4 separate regions of the Mus musculus genome follow, and all the other regions are linked to region 1. A link is a loop called in an ENCODE intact Hi-C map of the cell type or tissue named here. Cell type or tissue: left cerebral cortex. All regions are shown on one strand.

Region 1 (5,000 bases):
CCACACCCGGCTACCTTTCTCCACTATCTTAAGTCTTAGCTCTGCTTGCTTTGCCTTTTGGCTTTAGCATGTTCATCTATACAGGGTCATGAGTTTAATCTCTAGCACCACAAAACAGAAACTAAACAAAACCAGTACTATCAATAATGCTCAGTCAATCTGTCACTATTATATACAAAAAAGTTACAAAGCAATATAGTTTTTAAAAAATCTTACAGATGTTGGTGCCAAATAGAATGTCAACAATACTTACCAAATATCCTACTGTTTTAAAGTGATAAAGCCAAAAGGCCGAATATTAAATAGTTCTGCCACTAGGCCCATGTGTACCTTAGCAATATGACATACTGTTCCTCTGTGGCTTTCTCTCTGACTTAAAAACTGGGGTGGCTGCCTCCCAGGTACTGAAACTAAAAGCATGCACAGCCATGCCTGGCAGGACTCACCTTACAAATAAGGATAGATTTTTTTCAAAAGTAAATAAATGAATGGATAAACAAATAAATAAACTACTTGGCAGTATACTGCACAGTTGCTTTAGAGAGTTACAGTTAAATGCCTACTTAAAAGAAATTAATATTCTAAGTAAATAATTTCCAGAGCCTCCTCTCTTCTGCGGGAGCTTACTCCATTTCTCTATAAAATTTGCTCACTTGCAGAGGGGGGGTGAGGTACACACTAGTACTCTTTTGGCTTAAAAGAATCTGGGACAGTTACAAGTGGAAGGAAACATGACTTATATTAAAATTTAAAGATTAAAACTTGGCCTGAACATTTAACTCCCCAAACTGTTATGTTTGCTCAATGACAATCTGTTACCATTACATAAAAACAAAATTAGAAAGCATGTTATATTTTGCTTAATTTTGTATTTTTAGTAATTATTTGGGTAGACGTGTAACCTGCCCAAAATTCCCTTGGAAGAACTTAGGTTTTCTGCCTATTTAAGTTTCAACAGTTTGCTAATTTTAAAGTCATTCGTACTCAGAACACAGGCTTTTTTTTGGGGTGGTGTTTTAGTTTTCTGTGTTAGGGGCCAAGGACCTCATTGTGTTCATGAACTGTTGTGAACAACTTTTTTGCTCAATCAATGACAATCTGTCACCATTACATAAAAGCAAAAAACAAACGTTTGAAAGTGTGTTATATATTGCTTAATTTTATATTTGCTAAACCTAAGAGTGCTCTCCAAAGACAGATTCTGCACCCGCCTATTCTCACTTGAACTGTTTCCTTTATCGAATTTGTACCCTTCCTGTGCATGGCTGTTAAGACAGATAAGCCCTGATTAAAGAGTAAGGACAAAACTAACGGACATTTAAGGATGGGTTTAAATCAAGACTCCTCCTTCCTCACGTATGAGAACATCTCCTTATCACTTCCTAGACTGATACTATTCTGCCCATGGACTCTAAGGTCCTGTATCATGGCAGAGCCTGAATCTCTTCACTTTTGTAAACAGCCTAGAAAAAAAAAAATGCCTTTTCCGGAACCTAAAAACAGGCGCTTTCTCTTCGCTTAGGAGAGATTCGGTCTAAGTTCATTTCCTGCCACTACTTCAAATATATATATATTTTTGGACTTTGCTGCCAATAACCTACCCCTTGCCTAAATTAGGCAACTTCACAGCAAAACATAGCGTAGCACGAAATATATCCAAGAACTAAGTTACAAAGAGGTCTGTCAGTCAAAAAACGTGAACCAGGTCCACTGTCATCAGTGCGGAAGGAAAACGCACGCTAACCCTGAGCGCATCCCTCCACCCCGCCGGCTCCACAGACGAGGCAGAAGCGCAAGCTGCGGCGACCAGGGCTCCTGAAAGCGATGGCAGAGACGACGCCCAGCTCCTATCCGCCCAGCAGACAGCCGCGGACCCACGCGCCGGAACCGGCACCACCACGAACCTGTCAGCCGCTCCGCGCGTAAAAACCTTCCCGCCGCCCGGCATGCAGCGCCCACCCTTCCGGATCAGCCCCCTCCACCAATCACAAGCCATTGCCTTCTCTGATTGGCTGCGTGGTGCGGCGTCCGGGTGCACATCCGAACAAGAGCGCGTGCTATTGGTCTCGCTGCAGCCAATGGAGCGCGGCCTTGCGGCCCGGCGGCGGCGGCTGCGTGTTTCCGGAAGACGTGGCGGCTCGGGCCCGGGCGGCGTCGCCGAGGCTCTTCTCCGGACCAGGCTTCGCAGCGTGGGCCCCGAAGCACCGCGGTCCTCGCCGCCGCCACCATGATCTCCCTCACGGATACGCAGAGTAAGCGCTGCCGGGCCCCAGCGTTGGCCGGTGCTCCCGCCTCAGCCTCTGCTCCGCCCCGCAATGAATGGAGCGAGCGCGCGTGGGGCGGCGGCCCGCGGGAGGGAGGGGGCCGTGACGGGAGGACCGCCGACCTGCCTCGGCCCAAGTGCCGCCGCCGCCTTCGCCCCGGTGGCACCCGTGCTCTGTCCCACGGAACAGCCGTCGGACCAAGTTTCCGGGGTGGCGGGAATGGGACTGTCCGCCCGCGCGGAGCGCCTGCAAGGCTGGGGTGGGCTGGGGGCGTAGAGAGCCGTGATCAGACTCCACTGTTACCTACCTACCCAAAATTCCCTTAACAAGGACTTCGGTTTTCCGCTCGTTTAAGTTTCAACCAAGTTTACTAATGTTAAAAAGTCACTTTGTGCTCTGAGCATTGACTTCGATGGTTTAGATTTCTGGGTTAGGAGCCAGGATCACACTGTAGGTTAACGAGGCTGGCCTTGCGCTCATTGTGTCAGTGCTAGCCTTCCCACTTGTAATCCTGCCCCGGTCTCTAAAGTTATGAGATTACAAGCATGAAGGACTCTGCCTGTCTGTACTGGGAAAGGATTTCTTTATTAGTGTTGTATTCTGTACTTCGTGGCGTGTTCTATTTTAGCATCCTGTTTCTGCCTATCTCATCATTCTGACCAGCTTTGCAGTCTTCAGTCTTGCCTTTTTTTTTTTTTTTGTAGCCCCAGAGATTAGAGCATCTCAGCCAAATGTTTCTGCAGACTAGCAGAGCGTTATCCCTATCTCCATCGTTTTCTCTGTGACTTCATTTTTCTATGTTTTCTTATCAATCTTAATTATTTTTCTATTTATAAATTCTACCCAAGCTGGTTACTTTTTAAAGATATCTTTATGGGTATGACCTCTTTTTGCCTCACTTTTGCTCATTACCATGAACTTTGTTTCTTCAAACTATATTCACCTTAGCTTTTCAAGATTCTAACATCCCACTGAAGTGAAACAAAAACCTTCCTTGAAGTTATTCTCAAGTGGAGTTTGAAGATTTAGATTCAAGTTGTGGCACACTGGAGTGTCACAGGTGCTTTATGAGTCCCTCCACACCCTGGCAGTCCCCTCTGTCTTACTGTGGACTGCACAGCTACCTTCTCTAGCCCAGGGGTGTTGTCTATTGGTCCAGTCAGGCTCCTTTGGTTCTAGTCAGAAATAAAAGTGTCCCTTTTTTCCCTACTGTCACTAAGTCTTGTGAACCTGTTTCAGTTTAGTGCAACATGTAGTTATATAGACAAGAGTGATCTTAATTGCTTGTTTAAATGAGTTTTTTTAACATGCATGTGGGGACCAGAGTCACAGGATCCTCCTGGAGCTATAGTTACAGACGGTTTTTAGCTGCCTGGTGTGGGTGCTGGAAACCAACTTGGATCCAGAAGAGCAGCTTTTCTTACTTACACGTTTAATTCTTACACAAGCATGGGAAGGCATGGACCATTTATGAATTGGGACGTGTAAGACATTGAGTTACACACAAAGGCAGAAACAGCCATGGTCCTGGGATTTCTGGTTCACAAGCCTTTGCTCTTGTTACTGTAGTACTAGCTAGCTTCTGAGGAGACTTGATGTCAACATTCACATCTTGGGATGGTACAAGTCTGTGGTGTATAAATTACCCTGTGCACAGGGCAGAGAATGTCACTCTCCAACAAAAGTAACACAGTGAGGGATTGAATTCTGGGCAGAAGAAGCTGTTCTCCCCTTGTTTTACCACATTTCTTGGGATGGTGAAATTCTGTGATGTTCACTTGTTGATTTCTGAGGTGAGATGGTGAGTTATAGCCAGTGGTTAGGGAACCAGAGCTGGTCAAATTCAGATTAGATCTGTGTCTGTGTTGACTTCGAGGTTGAACCACTAGCAGCCCAGAAAGGTGCCAGCATGAGTCATGGCTTTCAGATGTTGTGAGGAGGTTGATCAAGCTCTGAGCAGTCGGGTAGATGCCAGTTCATGATGTGCTGAAGATTCTGTAGTATGCCCTCCCCCATACCAGCAAAGCCCAAAGAAATGCCAAGACTTACTCAAGGAGATGAAATGGGGGCAGCTTCCAGCTTACATCTGGATTGTCACATTAAGCAAAATGCTGCTGTGGTATTTGTTTTACTTAGTTGGACTCTTCTGTTTCCTAAAGGGTGTGATGAGGAAGGCGGGGCTGCTCTTGCTCTGTGAAGGTGTCCCCATCACTAAATGTCAGCTGTGATTGACAATGGGCTAAACTGGTCTTTATAAAATTTCTTCAGTATGTCTTTTCTTTATGTTAGCTAATATCTCAGATTGCTTTTATCAAGCTTTTTTTTTTTTATGGGCAGAAAAATATAAAGATAGATTATGTTTTCCCAAGTATGATACAGGCAGGAAGATCACTGCAGCATGTAGGCCTTTTGATTTCAGAAAACTTGCAGCTGGATAAGGATAGGGACAACGGAAAAGGTGGAGGTGAGAAAGGGGTGTGATAAGGGTTTGACCCATTTCATGGAGGATTCCTGGCAGCATTGGACTGGTGCCAGTGTGGTAAAAGAGTCTACAGGCAGCTGTCTGTCCCCTTCTGACCTGTATGTACTTCGTGAATCATGGCTCTAGTAGGATTGTAGAGTGAGAAGACTGGGTCTGTAGTCTCCCTGCTGCCTGTGGTGTGACTGATTCCCACACTAATGCTTGGAATCAGCAACCAGGAATGGGTTGCTCATCGGAAACTTGAGCCTTGGTTG
Region 2 (5,000 bases), 360 kb after region 1:
CTATGTTGCAAAGGATGGCCTTGAACTTCTCATCTACATCCCTAGCGCCAGGATCATATATAGGCGCCATGCCTGGTTTCATGCAGTGCTAGGAATTGAACCCAGAGCCTCAGACATGCTCGGTGAGCACTCTACGACCCGAACCACAACCTTTGCTTCCTGGCAGTGGAAGAGAAGCTTTGCCTCCCTTCAAGAACCAAACAGACCAGCTCGAGAGATGGTTCGGCGGTTAAAAACTCTTATTGCTCTTCCAGAAGACCTGAGTTTGGTCCCCAGCATCCACGTCTAGTGGCTCACAACTACCTGGAGCTCCTTCTTGTTGAGCCATGACACCCAGTTCTGTTCTGGACTCTGAGGACACCTCTACACATATGGTATTAACTCCCTCCCTCTTTCCTACTGTCCTACGAACTCCCTTGGATGGAGTTGTTTCATGAGAGACAAGAACATGCAGCAGGGATACGGATGAGCAAAGGCATGCTGAGGAACTGGCTTGACAGGCAAGAGCAGGGTAAGCATGGGAACCTGAATGTGATGCCCATCCCACGCCCTGCCCCCATCCTTCAGCCCTGCTCCTGCCCCCTCCCCTGCCCTTTGCCCTGTTCTACCCAGTGCACCTACAAAAAAAAAAAACAGTGAGGGTTTATAATCTTAACACTTGAGGTCAGAGACACGCAGATCCTGGGAGCTCACTGGTCAGTATGTCTCTTATAATAGTATAAAGGTAAGTTTTGGGTTCAGTGGGGGAGCTTGGCTCAAGGCAGTAAAGAGGAAAGCAATAGAAAATGACACCAACCATCTTGTGGTGGCCTCTGCATATGCCAGCCCCAGTGCACATACCTGCACACTCACACACATAAATACATACATATGTGCATGCTTGCATACATATATACATACATACATACATACATACATACATAAATACATACATACATACATTTTAAAGGAAATACAGAGAAATAACAGTGTTAGAAATCAGAAAAGAGGGGGAAGTTGAAGACCAAGTACAAGATGGCACCAGAAGAAGCAGAATGGGATTAGGTACTGCTGAAAATACGATAAACGGCATGAAAGATAAATGTGAAGTGAAGTCACCAAGGTCAAGAGAAAAGATATTAAAAGTCGGGCTGGAGGTGTGTCTTCACAGCCAGAGTGCTGATGCAGCACCCAAGTTTGACAGTCCAGTCGAGCCAAGAGAAAGAGGAATCCATGAAAGGAATTCCCAATTCTCACCTTAAATAAAAGTTCAGCATCAGGTATATCTTCCGAGGAAAGAAGCCAACACTATGAAATCAGCAAGAAGCCAATTCTGTGGATGTCATATAACTTTAGGAATACAGGTGTGCACATGGGGAACCTATGGGCGTTTATTGAAATACTGCTTGTTATTAGCATTTTGTGGCAAGTTCTCATGTATCCCCCAGATAGACTCAAACTCACTTTGTTGCTGAGACTTGCCTTGAGCTCCTGACCCTACTGCCTCAGTCTCCCAAGTGCTAGAATTATGGACAAATGGCTGCTGGAATTTGAGCAAAAGTTAGTACTGATAAAGATGGATATAGTCATGCTTTAAATAGATTAGACAACTTAGGTAAAACAAGTTCATTCAAAAAACTCACAAACTGCTGAACTGACTCAAAAAGAAATAGAAACTCTGGGAAAATCCCTTTTTAGAAAACAATCCTAGAAGTTGAATTTACAACAAAATATTTGCACAGAGTCCAGGCACAGGTAAATTCCCTAAGCATGTGCACATATGCACAGCACACACACATGTGCACATATGCACAGCACACACACATGTGCACATGTGCACAGCACACACATGTGCACATATGCACAGCACACACACATGTGCACATATGCACAGCACACACACATGTGCACATATGCACAGCACACACATGTGCACATATGCACAGCACACACATGTGCACATATGCACAGCACACACACATGTGCACATATGCACAGCACACACACATGTGCACATATGCACAGCACACACATGTGCACATATGCACAGCACACACACATGTGCACATATGCACAGCACACACACATGTGCACATATGCACAGCACACACACATGTGCACATATGCTCAGCACACACACATGTGCACATATGCACAGCATACACATGTGCACATATGCACAGCACACACATGTGCACATATGCACAGCACACACATGTGCACATATGCACAGCACACACACATGTGCACATATGCACAGCACACACACATGTGCACATATGCACAGCACACACACATGTGCACATATGCACAGCACACACACACATGTGCACATATGCACAGCACACACACATGTGCACATATGCACAGCACACACACATGTGCACATATGTACAGCACACACATGTGCACATATGCACAGCACACACACATGTGCACATATGCACAGCATACACACATGTGCACATATGCACAGCACACACACATGTGCACATATGCACAGCACACACATGTGCACATATGCACAGCATACACATGTGCACATATGCACAGCACACACATGTGCACATATGCACAGCACACACATGTGCACATATGCACAGCACACACACATGTGCACATATGCACAGCACACACACATGTGCACATATGCACAGCACACACACATGCTTAAGGAAGTAGACCAGAGAATTCTTCCTCATCCAAGCCAGGCAAATATCACAAGAAACTAGAGATGCAAGATGTCAGTTCGGGAACTTTAGAAAATTCCACTGGAATTTTCTCCCCTCCTGGAAGCGAAAGGTCATAAAGACCATAGGCACCTCTCCTGTCCGGAAGGGAGGGGCTAGTTACAGTCCTCAGACCACGAGGAGGAGGGGCCAACCACCAGAGCTCATAGACTCATTCGGATACCATTGGCCACCCACCTCTTTCCCTATAGGCCAATCAGTTTAAACGTCACACTGCTCTGCCAATCACATTGTGCCTAATGGGTGCTGCCTGGAGAACTGTATAATGGCTCAACGGACAGGCTGTGCGTGCTCATTCTCTCTCTCCATGTGCAGGGCGACTCCAACATGTTGGAACAATAAATTCCTCTTGCTTTTTGCATCAGTTCCCAGCTCTCACTCAGGGAGTCCCCAGTAAGCTAAAGCTCTCCAGCGTCTTACAAGACCACTAGACCCCATGGCAGTGATTCTCAACCATCCTAAGGCTGAGGCTTTAATACAGTTCTTCATGTTGTTGTGACCCCCAACCATAAAATTGGCTTTATTGCTACTTCATAACTGTAATGCTGCTGCTGTTATGAATCACAATGGTAACGTGTGTGTTTTCTGTTGTTCTTAGACGACCCCTGTGAAAGGATCATTAAACCTCCACAGGGATCGGCACCCACAGATTGCAAACCATTGCCTTCTGTCCTTCTCTGTCCCCTTGCTTTCTCTGCCTCTTCTCCCTTCGCCAGACCTCCTTCCCATGTCCCAGATAAGCTTCCTTTTATACTGGACCCATCATTGGGCTAAGATGGGGGGGGGGGCGGCACTAAGACACCCCTTCCCACGGCGTCGTACCTCGTGTTACAAAGCATCAGTGTGTGTGTTCATATGTGCATTTGGAGGTCAGAGGTCAATATCAAGTGTCTTCCTCACTTCCTCTTCATCTTATTTTTCGAGACACTGTTTCTTTCTTGAACCTGGAGCACAGGACTGGCTGACCAGCAAACCGTTGCATCTTCTGTCTCTACTTTCCCAGCGTACAGGCTTGCCCGGCATTTACTGGGCTGGTTGTTGTTGTTGTTGTTGTTGTTGTTTTAAAGGGTGCTGGGGATCAAACTCTGGTCATCATGCTTACGGGCAAGCATTTTACCTACTGAACTATTCGCCCAGCCTTTGAAACTGTTTGCCATCGACCTGAAAAGTCACAGACCTCTGTACCCAAAACTGGTTTCATAATGGCACTAAAAACAAAGTTGGCAGTGACTTCCAGTCTAGAGATGAAGGGCAAAACACTTTCCTTTTCCTTTTCAGCTTCGGAGGCATCTGGCAACGTCTTAGCCTGAATGTAACAGGAGGGGAGCCCCACCCAGACCGCAGATACCAGAATGTAACAAAAACCGGAATCTGCAAATAGCACATGCCCTTAGAAAACAGAACCTGCTGCCCCGTGTGAAGGACAACCCGGGCCTGAGTAGCTTCTAATTACGACCTGCATTTTCAACATGGGATCCTGCTACAATCTATTTATTAAATATATTTTATTTTCATGGGGCATTAACAGGGCTGAGTAAAATTCTCCAGTTTCCTTATTTTCTAGGCTTCCTAATATGCTTCAGACCCATTTTATTATGTCTCAAACTCAGGACAAAAGGCTAGCTGGGGTGCCTTTTTAACATATCAAAGAGGACCTGGCCACCAGGTTCTCCCAGACGCTTTCAGTACTTGTTAGGACTCCTCCTGACTGGCATACTCCACCCCCTACCCTAAACTCTCCAGCCCAGGGGCTGAGCTTACCTTCCCCCACCTCCCACCTTCTCACCCCCCAGCTTCTCGAATTCCTATATAAATTCAGCAATTTTGGCTACTGGTCCTTTTTTAACCTCTTGGACTCTTGGTCTCTGGGTTCCCAGGCAGTCTCTCTGCTCCTCTCTCCTCTCACCTCACCCTCCTGGGTCAGTCTGGACCCTTCCAGATGCCTCTGGCTATGCTCTGCATCATTTCTACAGTAAAAGCTCTCCTCTACCATACCTAGGAGAGTCCTGTGGTCATTACTGTTTTTAATAAATGCTTGTCCTTTACCAATGAGTGAGGATACAGGTGCAACAAAAGGGTTGTGTTCCAAGATTTCTGTCAGTCATTGGGAACACAGATGTCCTTCTAGCATTAGCAAATGTAATTAAGAAGAAATATCAGTGTATGGAGGGTGAGAATAAAGATGATATTGTTGGCATTTCATCTAGGCTCCGCCCCACAGTTACCTGGCAACAGCTAGGTGTGCCTGACTCACTATAAAAGGGGCTATTT
Region 3 (5,000 bases), 130 kb after region 1:
GTTTACTAACATGATGCACACACAGGAAAGGAGGAAGAGGAATGGCTTATTGGAGGCAAATGATAAGAATGAGCACCTCATTAATTGATGTTATTTATACCTTAAGACTCTGGCTAATGTGAGTTCGCTCACTCTGCTTCCTGTTCAGATGTTGCTTTCAGTGCTGTGCCTGCTGCCTGCTGCCTGCTGCCTGCTGCCTGCTATGATCCCTCCCACTGTGATGAGGATGGATACATCCTTCCTTCCATCAGCTGTCTTGGTCCTGATGTTTCATCACGTAGTAGAAAAGTAACTAATAGTTACACTCTGAGTAACCATTTTTAAAGTACATGTGGATGGCTGCTGTAAGAAGCCAGGATGGCGGGCGTTCTGATGAAAGTTGGTCACAACGGGCTGTCCAGCAAGGCTCATTCTCTGGAGATGAGTTTTATCTGTAGACGATGTTTGCTGTGTGAGACTCTGTGGTATCCTACACCCGTGATCTGCATACTTGCAACCATGTATCAACACACTAAATACGTCACACTAGCTTTCAAAAAGAGTAGCAAAAATGGGGTTGAGCTGTAGCTCAGGTGGTAACAAGCTTGCTCCGCATGTTGGAAGCCCTGGGTTTGATTCATAAACTGATCTGCTGTTACATAGCTGTAATCCCAGCACCTATTTAAGAAGGAGAGTCAGGAGGATCAGTGGTGCAAGATTGTCCATGGCTGCAGAGTGAGGTCAAAGCCAGCTCAGGCACATGAAACCCTGGGGGTAGGGGGTGGGGGGTGGGAGGGAGGTGTAACAGATATAACTGTTATACCCGTCTTTGGAAGGAGTTCTGTTTTAAAAGGCACAGGAATTCTAAAGTGGCTGAACATAAGCGATAGATAATACTTTAAAGATGCTCCAAGGACCTCGGATGACTCTGAGTATATAGGATCTGAATGTAGTCTGTGAGTGTAGCTCTGTGGTAGAGTTGATGCTTAGTTTGCAGAGGCCCTGGGTTTAATCCCCAGGATTCCCAAATCAGGGAACAAATAAATACCAAAACAGCTCTATAATTGAGGGAAATAAGGGCAGGACTTACATATACAGAATCTAATTCTGAAAATATCTTTTTCAGGAGTTCTGAGATGCACTGGGAAGATGGGAAGATGAAGACAGGAGAGGACCAATCTCAGTGACTACTTTGTACAATAGCTGTCTCCTGAGAGGCTCTGCCAGAGCCTTATGGATACAGATGCAGATGCTTGCAAAGCCAGCCTCCTGGACTGAGCACGGGGACCCCAGTGGAGGAATTAGGGGAAGGACTGAAGGAGCTGAAGAGGTTTGCAACCCCATAGAAAAAACAACAATATAACCAGCCAGACCCCTGACCCCCAGAGCTCCCAGGAACTAAACCATCAACCAGAGTACACATGGAGGGACCCATGGATCCGGCTGCATATGTAGCAGAGGGTGGCCTTGTCTGGCATCAATGAGAGGGGAGGCTCTTGGTCCTGTGAGGGCTTGAAAACAGGAAGATTAAATGGGGAGGCCAAGGTTATGGTATGGAGGTGAGAATGGGAGCCATGAACTCAGATGATTTCCTACTGTTCAGCCGAGGTAAGGATATGGTTAAATGGTTTGCATGAGGCCTTATCTTTTAAGAAGTGTGATGGGTACTCATTTGTTGCTAGGTAACAGGTCCACCATGAGCATTGTGGTCACTTGTGTGCATGTCAATAGAAGCTAGTCCTGTGTTTATGCATGCCCAAAACACTGTTGATCTAGCTAACACTAGGCAAACAGTGCTCTGAAACTTACCATGTACAAATATCGGGAAAGAAACAGTATTTGAGGCGTGGAGTGCATCATAGCTCAGTTGGTAGAGTGTCCACCTCTAATGTACCAAATCTTGGGTTCTTGTCCTAGCACCGCATTAAACCAAGAATGGTGGATACACCTTCAACTCCAGCCTTGGAGAAGTGGAGGCAGGAGGATCAGAAGTTGAAGCTCCATGCCATCCTTGGCTACGTAGTGAGTCTGAGACCAGCCTGGGCTACAGGGAACCCTGTATGGGAGAAGGGAGGCAGACCAGAACTTAAAACATAGTTCAAAGATCTTACATAAAATTTCTCAAATAAGGTTAATCAAACTCATTGTCACTTACTAAAGCCAGTATTCTTGATCTGTGATTTGTAGGGCAGCCCCACAGGAAAAAATTATCTGCAAATGGTGACACAGCACATTCCAAAGACAATGGTACAGTAGCCGGAAAGGCAGCTTTAGCCAAAGCTTAAAGGCTCTTGTTTGGTGGCAGTGAAGGGCGCATCTGAGGGATGGCTCTGGGCTCAACCGAGAACCAAATCCCCTTCTTGGACACCTCTATTTGGAAATTAGCTGTGGTGACTTTGTGGCATCATAATATTTGTAAACACTGCCACCTGCTGGAAGTTCTGTAGACCTGCACACAATTTAAACTAGCGCTCCCTACACAACTCTTTTTCTTTCCCCCTTTCTTCCTGCTCTTATTGTGCAGTACAGGAAATCTAACCAAGGGCATGCTGGGTATTCGCTCTACCCCCGGGACTACAACCCTGCTCTTCACCAACCTTCTATCATGGTTTGAAACCAACCACGTGGGGGGTGCATAATCATGGGTTCGTATTATTATTATTATTATTATTATTATTATTATTATTATATTATTTAGTTACATTCCAAAAGTTGCCCCCCTTCCTGGTCCCCCTCTCTGAGTTCTTCACCCATCTCCCTCCCCGTCCCGCCTCTGAGAAGGTGCTCTCCGACCTGTCTACCCACCCCACCTCATCCCCACCAGCATCCCTCTTCCCTGGGGCATCAAATTTCCACTTAAGCACATCTTCTCCCACAGAGGCCAGAAAAGGCAGTCCTCTGCTACACATGTGCCAGGGGCTGGCCATGAACTAAACCATGTATGCTCCTTGGTTTTTGGCTTAGCCTCTGGGAGCTCTGAGGGGTCCAGTTAGTTGACACTGTTGTTTTTCATAAGGGGTTTTGATCCCCTTCAGCTCCTTCAGTCCTTCCTCCAAGTCTTCCACATTGCCCCTGACCTCAATGGTTAGCAATAAGTATTTGCATTTGTCTCAGTCAGTTGCTGATAGAGCCTCTTCAAGGACAGCGATGCCAGGCTCCTGTCTGCACGCACAATATGGCCTCAGGAATAGTGTCAGGATTTGGTCTGCATGCATGGAATGGATCCCAAATTAGGCCAGTCGCTGAGCGGCCTTTCTTTCAGTCTCTGTTCCATTTTTGACCCTGCATTTCCTTTAGACAGGAACAATTCTGAGTTAAAAATTTTGAAAATGGGTTGGTAAGCCCCCCTGCCTCAACTGGGGGCTCTGCCCTGTCTATCTACTGGAGGTGGTCTCTTCAGGTTCCATCTTCCCACTGTTGGGCATTTCGGGTAAGGTCATCCCCATTGAGTCCTGGTAGCCTCTCATATCCCAGGTCTCTGGGACTTTCTAGAGGTTTTCCCTGCCCCCTCGCCCCCACTGCTGCATAATTCCATCCATTCTCCTGGCCCTCTGGACATCCCTCCTGTCTCTCCCCATACCTGACCCTGCCCCCACCTTTTCCCTTCCCCTCTCCCACCCAGTTTCCTCCTTCACTCTGCCTCCCATGATTATTTTGCTCCCGTTCTAAGTGGGTTTCAGGTACCCACACTTGGGCTTCTCTTCTTGTTAAGCTTCCTCCAGTCTGTGAGTTGTATCATGGAATACTATCAGCCGTTAAGAACAAGGACATCATAAAATTTTCAGGCAAATGGATGGAACTAGAAAATACCATCCTGAATGAGGTAACCCAGACCTCAAAGGACATTCATGGTATGCACTCAATGGTAAGTAGATGTTAGCCAACCATGGGTTTTTTAACGTGAGGCCTGTTCAGTTCTGTAACAGCATGTCTTCATAGAAGAGTAGAGCTATGGTGATCTGTGAGTCGAGAAAAACAGAATGGGGATGGGGAGATAGCTCAGGGGTTAGGAGGGCTGGATGCTCTGCCAGAGGAACCAGGTTCAATTCCCAGCGCCTTAGAAGCTTCCAACCATCTGTAACTCCAGTTTTAGGGCGTCTAATGCCCTCCTCGGGCCTCCACAGGCACCAGATGTGCTCATGTACACAAACACAGACAAAACACCGCCACAAATACAAAACAAATACATTTCAAAAAGTCATTCCCTGCTGCTTGACTCTTACAGAAACAGGGTGAATAAAGCCATTTTGTATTCTTCATTCCAGATCAACTCCTTACAATAAAATTAGCTCTTTATTATTTATTTGGAGGTTACATTCAGACTACTCTGGGAAACAAACATTTTGCTAGGATAGAATTCAGTTTTGAATTGAGGCATTTTATCAGCACATCCCTGGGCAACAGTACTAAATTAAAAAAATAACAGGTGAACATCGCAGTAAAATCGACTCCTGGGCCACACGCTTCAGTCTGAGATGTGGGCTGGGCCACGCCACTTGATAGACTTATGTTTGCTTCTCTGTTGGCTAAGAGACTTCACTCACTGATCTCCCAGGCATAGGCTCAGAATAACTCACTCTCTGATTAGCATAGTGTCAGAGAGACAGACAGAGGTTTATGTTGGGACATTTTGGAGGGATGCTGAGAGCCTCACTACACACTAGGCAAGCGCTTTCCCACTGAGCTCCAAGCCCAACACTCATCTGATTCTTAACCATGGACGACAATGCCTTTCAATGCTGTATACAATTCAAGCTACCATACAAAGGTACTTCTCATACCATAAAGATGTTTCAGGCGGCAGATTTCTCCCCTTAAGTTCCTCTGACCTGATTCTGGCAGGACGATGGATTCTGGGTCATCACTTTTTTGGGAATGCTCCATGCTCACCATGCCAGGTGCGGTCTGCGTCCCAGTCAGCTGGGAGTCACATGTGGAGCTATTCTGGGGTCTAGGGACCGTCGATTCTTGCCAAGGTGAGGAGAACGGGGACAAAGCCTTACAAACATCTTCATGACTCA
Region 4 (5,000 bases), 120 kb after region 1:
AAACAAGGGTAAGACAAGTTCCTATGAGGATGAGGTGATAACAGGCCAAGAATCGCAGCACCTGGAAGGTTGAACTGATGCAAGAGGGACCGCCAAGATACTAAGGCCAACCTGGTTTTTTTAGAGGAGACCCCAGAACAAAACAGTAATACACACCATACACACAAAAGAAAAGTTTTTAAGTTTACCAGTTATTTAAAATAGAGCACCTCAAACTTGTAATGCCCTCCCCTGCTCCACCTCCTGGATGTCGGGATTACTGGCATGTGCCATCATGCCCGACACCACACTTTAGATATTTTCTTTAATTTTATGTGTATATAACACATACACACATACACACACACATTTTTAAAAGAAATGTAAGCTCAATTGTTTTAACCAAAGTAAGAGTCAACACTAAATAAAGACCATTTAAAACCCCTACATTTCAGGAAACTATCACCTATCATAAGTATCTAGTTAATTAAAAAGTAGCTAGAGAAAGGAGAAAAGAACACACACCGATGAGTCCTTTGATAATTGTTTCTCAGTTAAAAGATTCACAGTTTGATCCTTGAGAACTTAAAGGTCACACGGTGGCTAGAGGGGTGGCGCAGTGGCTAAGAGCCCTGGCTGCTCCTGTAGAGGAATCAGTCTAGATCCCGAGAACCCACGTGGTGGCTCACAACATCTTAAACTCTAATTCCAGAGCAAACAACACGCTCTTCTAAGGCGGCCATTTTGGGCAGGAGTGCACAAACATCTATTCAGGCAAAACACCAAAGAAGTTAAAGTTTAGGGTCAGGCACGATAGCCCACACTGGTAAGGTAACCCCAACATTCAATCCCCACAAGCAGGAACAGTCACAAGTTTGAGGCCAGCGTGAGATACATACAGACTCTTAAAAACAATATAAATAAAAAAGGTCAAGAACAGAACTCAGGGGTTTAGTTGTAGAATGCTTGCCTAGCATACAAAAGAGTCCCTGGGCTCAATCCCCAACAAAACAACACATTAAACTTCACAAGCAGAAGGAATATGCTTGGTGGGAGGAATTCAAGCAGCTACCACACAAAAGGGTCAGTGTGCTCTACCCAGGGCGGGCAGGGGGTGGGGGGAGGGGCTGCCAGCTTGCTTCTCTCTCTCTTCCTACATTTAAGGAAGCTCTCAGAACAGGCAAGGCCTCAAGCCACTAAAACTAAGAGGAACATAAAGAAGCCATGGTGTGAACGGCAAAGGGTGTGTGTAAGGGCAGCCAGGAGTCTAGACAGTTAGACAGCAGAAGGAAGGTCAAGTCTGGAGACACCAAAGCAGCTTACAACTGATGTCGAGAGCTTCGGGCCACAATGACTGTGGAAACAAGCTGGAGAACTCAGAAACTTTGATCTTGCCAAGATATGCTCAGCTGGTTAAAGGAATGCATATATACATATGTGTGTATATACATATGCATGTACATATATAGAGAGAGGGAGCAAGAGAGAAGAGGAAGGAAGTAGAGAGAGTACGAGACAAAGCAAAATGCAGCAGGTTGATAAATCTGAAAGATGCATATGTGGAAGTGTTCATTATCAAAATAATCTTTACAAATTTCTATTACACTTGAAATCACTTCAAAATAAAGCCAGAGGTTCAAAGTTTGAAGATAGGAAGACATTCTTCAAAGTTCAGCAAGCATGTCTCTACAAAAAACTCTACAAACATGTCCTAAGAGGACAGATTCCACTGCATCTAAATTTTCCAGCCACAGAGCTCAGTTTACCACCACAGAAACGAGGCAAGTCACTATGCTATCCCTCTTGGTATGGGGCCCACCCAACAGATACAATGAGATAAATCACAAGGAGACACCAGAAAAGCAGGCACTGAAGAAGATGCCATGAAACTGACCTTTTTTTTTTTAAAAATAAAAATTAAAAAAAGTCAAAAGCTTGCAGAACAGAGAAAAAGATATACAGTAAGGATATAAAATGCATGCCTTGGATTGAGGCAAAACCAGCTATAAGGGGTGTGGTTTTGACAACCTGGAGAGTTTTAAATATGAATATGAGTATGACGGGAGGACACCACAATACTGCAGTGGTGTTAAGAAACTCTGGAAGCAGTTCCAGAGTGGTCACACAAAGAGTGACCAGAAACCTCCCATAACAAGTACTGAAAAGTACGTGTAATTTTTCCAAGTTATTTCAGATGCCTGAGGGGGTCTGACGACAACACAGACCTAGGCTCCTCAAACAAACTACAAACTCCTGCAGAAATTGTGACCTATGGTGCTCTTCAAGCATACCTTTCCCAGAATGCTGATGGCACATGCCATACCCACTTGTCCAACGCCCACTACAGTGATCTTGTTGTTCGGGACGGCAGCCTCATCATCTGCAACGGACGCAATGAGCTTCTCCTTAAGGGTTGCCATCTTGTCCTGCAAGAGAAGGGGCGATCAATGTGATTTACATGCACGGAATCTGACTGAGAAGTAGCCCAAAATGTCACAGCTTCAATTTTGAAAGTATAGCTCAACAGAAGCCCTGAAGGAACCACATCTCACCGAATGCAGGACTCAGTGCAAAGTTCTCCACCAGTTTAAACCAAAATGCTTCCCCAGAGCAGAGAGCTCCATGCAAGCCATTAAGTTGCCACCATCCCTTCTGTGACCTTTCTGCTGTAAGTGCAAACTACTGGCTAAAGATACAGATAATTATACTGAAGCAAGCTCGTTTCTTTCTTTTGTCCCTATAAGGAATTTGTGTTTAACCATGTTAACCAGCTAACTTATTTTTAAGCTTGTTTAAAGCCAATATGAATTGTAATTTTCATTACAAATAATTGTGGAAGACAAAGACTGATTTTTGTACTTAAAATCTCACAAAAGTTATGGCCCTGCCCTCCTGACAAAGTGTCTTCACAGAAAAGTTATCAATGTTAATAATCTACGCTGATTGCTTCCGTTTGTTTCTTTTTAGCGTGGTTCATCACAGCTGAGGCTCCCTATAGGTTCCACAGCCCAGCCAGTTCGTTCCCTTTACCTTCATTTTCACTTCTAATCTGTAAAGGGCTAAGTAACAAAACCTGGCTTAGTTAATGAACCCAGTAAGGAACCCTTAGTTGTCCAGAGTGAAGTACTTGAAGCAATCACAACTACTTTGCTCCATAACTTATTTTTGTTGTTTTAAAGCCTCCCTCCTAATGTGTACTGCTTCCAGAGCTATTTTAGAGATTTTAGAGGGTTATTTTAGCCTTAGAGAATTACACTTGTAGTTTTTTGGTGGGTGGGAAGATGAACTGCTGTGGGAGGGTTTGGACAAAGCACCAACCTTAAAATGAATCCAGTCAGGCCCTGTGTCTTAGGCAGTTTCAGCTGAGTAGCCTCAACAGTAAGAAAAGCAGAGCCTCCCCAAAGCCTGCCCACACCAAGTTTATTTTTGTTAGTTGGCTTAAAATCTGATAGGCTCCAGAGAACATTAGGAAGGCCTGGAGTCCCAACGTTTGGGAGGTGGAGGTAGGAGAGTCAGGAGAGGCCAAGGTCACCCTCCATCATCCTGGGATGCTATCTGAAACGCTGGAACGTTGAAGCTGTCCTGAAAACATTTTAAATCGCTTTGGGGAATTTCAAAAGCGGCAGTGTTGAAGATCCAGCAAGCACAGGCAGATATCTAGACTGAAGTTCAGCGTGTATTCTCCTCCCACCCCCACCTCCCACAGTGATAGAGAATGAGAAGAAAATAGTTTGCGTTGTAGCAAGCCTGTGTCAAATCAGGGAGTTGACTGTAGAGAGAAAGGAACAGGAAAAAACACCCTCGCCTCAGGGTGCCCCCACATTCCCATCTCCTGTGGATAAGAACCAGTGGTCTAGGTCAGAGGCTAAGGACGACTCCGCAGAGAATCACCTATGTTAACTCTTAATGCCCGGGTATGGCCTCCAATTTCTCCATTAAAACCAGTCATATCCTTCACCCTACCCCCGACCCCAGGTGCTGTCGGAGCTTGTTCAGTTCCGTGACACCCAAGCCACCTTTCCTCCTGTGCAAAGCAGGTCACGAGGGAGACACCAGCGCACACCTCGATTACGGTCTCCAGGGGGAAAGCCTAGGCTTCCACACTTAGCACAAGAAGTAAACAAAATCCTAGCGCATCTAAAGAGGCCCAGCAAGTACCCGGCTGCAGGGCGGGCAGCGTGAGAGGGGACGAAGCCTGGTGTTCCGGACCGAACTTTCCTTTATCCTCATTGCTAAAATAGCTGGGACCGTTCTCCATCACCAGGTGCAAGACCTTCCAACCTTCACAGGGACCCACCTAGACCTTGCTCGGTTCCCCGGCCACTGGGCGCGCTGCCCTGGCTTGCGCCCCAGGCTGCATCGCAGCTGATGGGTGATGTGCTAACTGCCAAGGACTTGAAGAGACTAGGTTTGACTTACCTTACGTTACAAGTCTTTCTATTGATAGCACACAGGCCCGAGACCACCCTGTGCTCAGGCTGTACCAAGGTGCAGACCGAGTCGGGAGCTCAGCTGCGCACCTCTGCTCGCTCGGCTTGCCACCCAAAACCACAAAGAAGAAATAGGTAGGGGCATGAATGCTCAGGGACAAAGGCCCCAAAGAGTGGATGTGTCGTACGTAGCTCCTTCCTCCTGTTCTGCCAAACAATAACACCTCTGCACTCCCTACTCCCACAACACACACCCTGATGTTCAGTTAAGTCAGGTTTTGGGATCCTGGATTCAGACCTACCAGAAAAGAGGAGGCTCTGCGGCGCGCTGAGGCAGGGGAGCCACTGCAAAGTCAGCAGGCTGCTGCTCTGCGGATCGCAGACTCCGGCTCTACAAGAAGGAGGAGGAGGAGGCGGGGCCGCGGCGCTCCAGCCTCCTAGCTTTCTCCATTGTGATTGGAAACCCGAGACGGGTCTATCCCTCCCCTCGGCTCGTTCAATCTCCTTCAAGGACAAGGCTGGAGTGTGCACGCGCTCTCCCCCGCTCTCTAAAGTTAGAGGTCACCTTCCGCTGAGGCACTTATTCCGTAA

Evidence for each region. A loop is a pair of places that touch in the nucleus more often than their neighbours do. Peaks named below come from ENCODE experiments on the same cell type or tissue, not always from the same donor. Only the 100,000 strongest peaks of a DNase experiment are listed, where the experiment ranks them.
Region 2: it touches region 1 in a loop (2.7-fold over the local background); 11 of 42 quality-filtered maps call a loop at or near these places.
Region 3: it touches region 1 in a loop (4-fold over the local background); 19 of 42 quality-filtered maps call a loop at or near these places.
Region 4: it touches region 1 in a loop (4-fold over the local background); 19 of 42 quality-filtered maps call a loop at or near these places.

What each region holds. Positions count from the first base shown.
Region 1 is chr6:142,385,118-142,390,117 of GRCm38, forward strand. It overlaps Recql (RecQ protein-like), which reads right to left and starts at 1,970. Exons shown (of 15, transcript NM_023042.3): 1 at 1,905-1,970. It overlaps Golt1b (golgi transport 1B), which reads left to right and starts at 2,126. Exons shown (of 5, transcript NM_025872.4): 1 at 2,126-2,252. The coding sequence starts at 2,228. In left cerebral cortex, no CTCF peak of the experiment used is centred here; DNase peaks (open chromatin) are centred at 2,021 and 4,218; H3K4me3 peaks cover 1,904 bases; H3K27ac peaks cover 669 bases.
Region 2 is chr6:142,748,615-142,753,614 of GRCm38, forward strand. No RefSeq gene overlaps it. Among named protein-coding and RNA genes, the nearest start is that of Cmas, 5.6 kb to the right of the region's middle. In left cerebral cortex, no CTCF peak of the experiment used is centred here; a DNase peak (open chromatin) is centred at 2,927.
Region 3 is chr6:142,516,908-142,521,907 of GRCm38, forward strand. Gm38919 (a long non-coding RNA gene) reads left to right here and starts at 1,280. Exons shown (of 3, transcript XR_869567.1): 1 at 1,280-1,309; 2 at 1,897-2,001; 3 at 2,504-2,624. Gm46979 (a long non-coding RNA gene) reads left to right here and starts at 4,273. Exons shown (of 5, transcript XR_001785405.1): 1 at 4,273-4,955. In left cerebral cortex, a CTCF peak has its summit at 2,420 (motif pointing left); DNase peaks (open chromatin) are centred at 2,379 and 4,832.
Region 4 is chr6:142,503,142-142,508,141 of GRCm38, forward strand. It overlaps Ldhb (lactate dehydrogenase B), which reads right to left and starts at 4,816. Exons shown (of 8, transcript NM_008492.3): 1 at 4,712-4,816; 2 at 2,271-2,405. The coding sequence starts at 2,399. In left cerebral cortex, no CTCF peak of the experiment used is centred here; DNase peaks (open chromatin) are centred at 740, 1,153, 2,381, 3,431 and 3 more places; H3K4me3 peaks cover 3,442 bases; H3K27ac peaks cover 3,602 bases.